Linked DNA regions of Homo sapiens: region 2 is linked to region 1. A link is a loop called in an ENCODE intact Hi-C map of the cell type or tissue named here. Cell type or tissue: chondrocyte. All regions are shown on one strand.

What was found. A loop is a pair of places that touch in the nucleus more often than their neighbours do. Peaks named below come from ENCODE experiments on the same cell type or tissue, not always from the same donor. Only the 100,000 strongest peaks of a DNase experiment are listed, where the experiment ranks them.
Region 2: a loop joins it to region 1, with 4 times the contacts of the local background. A loop is called at or near these places in 2 of 110 quality-filtered maps.

Annotation. Positions count from the first base shown.
Region 1 is chr1:53,736,860-53,739,359 of GRCh38, reverse strand. GLIS1 (GLIS family zinc finger 1) reads left to right here and starts at 196. Exons shown (of 11, transcript NM_001367484.1): 1 at 196-255; 2 at 1,254-1,554. The coding sequence starts at 1,296. RefSeq lists silencers at 1-196, 207-376 and an enhancer at 62-780. In chondrocyte, no CTCF peak of the experiment used is centred here; DNase peaks (open chromatin) are centred at 39, 495 and 1,545.
Region 2 is chr1:53,509,676-53,512,175 of GRCh38, reverse strand. It overlaps GLIS1 (GLIS family zinc finger 1), which reads left to right. Exons shown (of 11, transcript NM_001367484.1): 9 at 2,149-2,327. Among named protein-coding and RNA genes, the nearest start is that of DMRTB1, 52 kb to the right of the region's middle. In chondrocyte, CTCF peaks have their summits at 31 and 977; no DNase peak of the experiment used is centred here.

The DNA.
Region 1 (2,500 bases):
CCCCGCGTCGGGCCCCGCCCAGACCCCCAGGGGGGGATGCCCCGCCCTCGCGCCGCGATTGGCCTGAGCCGGGCGGCCGCGGCCAGCCAGTGGCTGGAGCGGCTGTTGGGCAGACGCGGGCCCGCCCCCGTCCCCCGGGGAACCGCCCCGCAGGACGCGGCGGCGGCGGCGGCGGCTGCGGCGGCTGCGGGGGCTGCTGCGCCAGTGGAGGCGCGCCGAGCCGGGCGCCCAGCGATCTGCAGCTGCCGCTGCGAGGTGAGAGGGGGCGCGGCCCGCGGCCGAGGGAGGGGCGTGTGCGGGGCCCGAGATCCGAGGCTGGCGTCCCGGCGACGCTCGAACCCCGGCAGCTTGGGGATGGCGCAGGGAGCGCGGAGGGGAACGGAGAGTTTGGGGGCCCCTGATGGAAGGGCTGAGGGAGGCTCTGTCGCGGCCCCCATCGCACGCGCGTGTGGCGAGAGCGTGGGACTGTGTGGTTGTGCGCTGCTGAGCGTCTGACCAGCGGCAGTGTGGGTGGCGTGTCCGTCCCCGGGCGTGCCTCGGCGGGTGTGCGGGTGTGTGGCGGCGGCCGCGTGGGCATTGCCCACTGTGCCGGTTTGCGCGCGCGACGGGCTCGATTCCTCCGCTGCGCATAGGAATGTGGGTGTCCCGGCTGCGCGTGATGGGTTCGCGTCGCAGGATTCAGCGCCCAGCTTGGGACTCCTGTTTTCCAGGTTCGGGTGGTCGCGGGTGAGTCTCTGGGGGTTTCCCTCGGGCCTTTGGGTTCGGGTCCCCAGCTTCTGCGCGCAGCTCGGCCCCGGAGAGTCGACGAAGCGCGCAGCCCGTGACCTACCCGGAGCCGTCTCCGGGGCTTCGCCCGAGCCCTGCTCTGGGAATCCTCGTTGCCGCCGGCTCCGTGTTCCACTGGGGGACGCGGAACAGGCGCCTTACCCGCTCCAGGCCTCAGTTTCACCATTCGTGCAAAGGAGGCTGGTTTCGGTGGAGGAGGATTTGGGTGGGACTTCGCGGTAATGCGCCGCGGCGCGGGGGCCTGGGGTCCTCCCCACACCAGGGAAGGGCGAACCGCTCCTGAGCGAGGGGGCTTTTGCGTGGAATCAGGTGGGTTTGACCTCTGATTGGGCTAGGTGTCGTGGTGCTAACCTATGTTAAAGACGCGCAATCCACCGAAGGGGCAGTGACCTGCTCAAACTCGGCCCCGGGACAATACGGGGGCCGCTTTCCGCATTCTAACTGGCTGTGCTGTCTCCCCTCCCCAGGAGCCCGGCGCGACCCCCAGCCGTGCGCCCCGCCCCGGCGCCATGCATTGCGAGGTGGCTGAGGCACACTCGGACAAGAGGCCTAAGGAGGCCCCTGGTGCGCCCGGCCCCGACCGCGGCCCCGCCAGCCTCGGCGCGCACATGGCCTTCAGGGTCACCGTGAGTGGCGGCGGCTGCGGGGACAGGGGCCCGCGGGACCTGCTAGCCCGGCCGCCTGCGCCGCCACCGCGCGCCCACGACCTCCTCCGGCCCCGCAGTCCCCGAGACTACGGTCCATCCAAGGCCGCCGCCGCCGGGAAGGGTGAGTTCGGCCCTGCCAACGTGCCTGGCGGCTCCTGTGGAGATTCGGGCTGCCCGGCGTCGCCACCGCGTGCTCGGGAGAGCTTGGTGGAACTTTCTTCGGAGTTCCTCAGTTTCTCTCTTATTGTTTGGGACTAGCTTGTCAGTGTGAAAGTATGCCTGCTTTGCGAAGCATCTAATTTAAATTCAATTAGCCCCGTTTGGGGAAATGTGTTTATAGAAAGCTCTCAGCTTACATAATTTTGCTTCTGTGTGTTTCTGATAAAGCTTGCATAGAAACTTGTCAAAATTTTATTATACATGAGGGCGAATAGCAACGCATATATTGGTATCTGTTTCTGAGCAGCTCAAGGCATAGTTTGAAGTATTTCAATCTCCTCAGCTGACAAAACCCAGAGGCCTTTAGCAAGACCCCTCTCCTTTTGGGACCTCAGTTTCCCCATCTGTCAAGTGAGGAATTAATTAAACCAGATGATTTCTGGATTCCTGATGGAAAATTTTCTGCATCAGCAATCCAGCCTAGTCACGTCCTAACTTAAACATGGCTTTTCTGTACTTGGTGCTTCGGCAGCCTAGTCTTGGGTCACAAGCTCCTTGGCAAGTCCCTTCGTCCCCCAGTGAAGCTGGCCACGGGAAGGTGGGGGTCCCAGTATGGCTTATGGGCTCAAAGTCGGAGATGGTGCTGGGATTTTCAGGAACATGCTCTTCTCATCACAGTTAATTATTATTGAGTCATTATTTATGAGTTTCGTGCTGACAGATAATTAACCAGGAATTGGAGAAATTGTTAAGATGCTGTGTCCTCGTCCTCCCCCCTTTTTTTTTCCCTTAGGGGAAACCAAGGCTTTGGGGTTTGACTATATCTGCATTTGGAACCTCTTGGTTCTCATTCCAGATGATTCTCAAGGAAGACAAAAACAGTTTGGGTTTTACGGTTATAGGCATCA
Region 2 (2,500 bases), 230 kb after region 1:
CTGCTGTGGAGAGAGTTGTGTTCTGTTTAATTTCACCAGCTGTGAAGGTGGCAAATGTGAATTTATGGTGGAGTGAGACAGGAAAAACAAACTTTTGAAAACACATGTTTTTTCCCCTTCATATCTGGTTCATCTTAATCCTGCAATGCTGTTAATCTCTGGGATTTGCAACTGAGAGATTCAGAAACTCATTTATTAGTGTCATTGGTTTTTCACTGTGTGCCATGCCCAGCGCTGGGCACCGGGTGACCGAGAAGGGCCAAGACCTGGCCCTCCCTACAGGGGCTTCAGGAAACCAGGGGAGGGCTGGGTTGTGGGTGCCCAGATGGGATGGGGATAAGGCAGCCACCACACAGCAGGCCTGCAGGAAGGAGGAGCCACTCTCCGGCCAGGCCCCAGCCCAGCTTCAGCCAGAACTGGTCATGAGAACACACAGCTCGTGCACAGCTGTCCACGGTTTCTAGTGCATAGAGGAAGACGCTGTCCCACTTGATCACCCCACAAGACAGGCCTAAAAATAATGATGATGATAATGATAATTTATTCCTGGAGGTGTGATGAGGATTCGTCTCATGAACTTAAAACAGTGACAGGGACCCACAGTGTATCAGTGGCCGGGCCAGGGACCCAGCACCGAGGCCCTGCTTCCCCTGTCCTCAGCGAGCTCACAGTGACGGGGGCCCCACACGTGTGGATGATGACAGCAGACTGGAGGGGCAGTGGAGGGGCTGCCAACGTTGGAGGGAGCAGAGAGGAACTTGGCACAGCACAGATGCGGAGACCCCAGCCTCTCTCCAAATCTGCTTTCCCCATTTCCAGATAGCCCTGCTTCCTTCAGAGAGGCACTGATCTGTTTGTCAATACTTGGTGTCTCAGAGGGTGGGCAAGGGTCACGAGGTCACCTGGAGCTGTGACATTGAATTCGCTGTATATTTTAATGTGGATGGTCCAACAAGCCACAAATCCAGACAAGAAAATGGGGACTCCGAGCTCTCACTATCTCCCTCTTTCTGCCATGTACATAAATGCTTTACAGGCTGGGAGCCTTCAGCCTTGTCCCCAGAGCCCCCAAGCCATTGATCCCAAAGTCATTTTAGCCCCTGTGAACGGGGCCCAGGGGCTTAGGAAGGTAGCATGAGAAGGGAACCTGGCCTGCAGCATCCTGTGGTCCAGGTAGTGGGCCCTCGGGCTGGGCTGGGCTCAGGGCACCTGTGCTGCTCTCAGCCACTGCAGTCTTGTTTCAGAACATGAGTTTCCAGAGTGCACAGTCTAGAGCCTGCATCCCCCTCAGGCTCTGTATGAAGGCAACTGGTGAGCCCCCATCACAGGAGGTATGCAAGTGGAGGAGAGATGGCCAGGGCTGGAAACGGAAGGTTCCTCAGAGTACACTGTGCAGGAAAAAAATGCCGACTTGGCCATGGGACCGACTTGCTAGTTTTTCTTCCCTTCCTCTTCATAATGATGATGATGATTGATGGAGTGGCTAAGAATGTATTGGACATCACACTTTGTCTATATTGCTTTAATGTCACCCTCACCATAACCCCTGAGATGTTGTGTGGCTGGGAGTAACTTGGGCAAAGCTCTCTGAGCCTTGGTTTTCTGGTCTGTGAAAAGGACACAAGAACACCTGTCTCCCAGGACCTGGGGCAAGTCAGGGGCTCAGTGAATGCTGACTGTGAGTGCCATGGGCTGCTCCAGGGCTCCTCGTCCAGGTGGCCAGAGTGGCATGCACGAGGCAGAGAGCCGGGCACCCAGCAGGTAATGAACACTGCAGCGTGCCCGGTGGTGAGCCAGCAGCCCGTCCAGGAAACCAGGGCTCAGAGACATTGAGCAGCTTGCCCAAAATAGTTGGCCAACGGAGCAATTAGGGGTTTGAACACAGTTCTCTCAGCTGGAAAGGTTGTGCCTCTTACCTGTGTTTCTTGCTGACTATCCTAAATACCAGACTCCAAAGCTTACAGGATTGAAAAGTTTGGCTTGAACATGACCAAAAATAAAAGCTCCTCTTCTAACTATTGTAAGTCGGAGCAGGTCAGCTGGTGAGTGGGCTCCCCGTCGCTGGAGGGGTGTAAGCCGCAGCAGCCCTGCCTCTGGCCCCCACCCTCCAGACCCCTGCCTGCTGATGGGCACCTCTGTTCTCTCCAGGTTGGGGCCCGGCCTCCTCTCACCAATAGTCAGCCCCCTGAAGGGGCTGGGGCCACCGCCGCTGCCCCCATCCTCTCAGAGCCATTCTCCGGGGGGCCAGCCCTTCCCCACACTCCCCAGCAAGCCGTCCTACCCACCCTTCCAGAGCCCTCCACCCCCGCCTCTGCCCAGCCCACAAGGTAAGCTCTGGCCAGGGGCCCGCTCCGTATAACCCCCCAATTCCCACTTAGGGACCCCAGAGGAACGAGGAGACAGTGACCTAGTGGGGGAGGCAGGTACTCAGAGAATGACCGGCTGGGCACTGGGGGCTGAGAGAAGCTAGGAGACAGGGGACATAAGAGGCCCAGCTGAG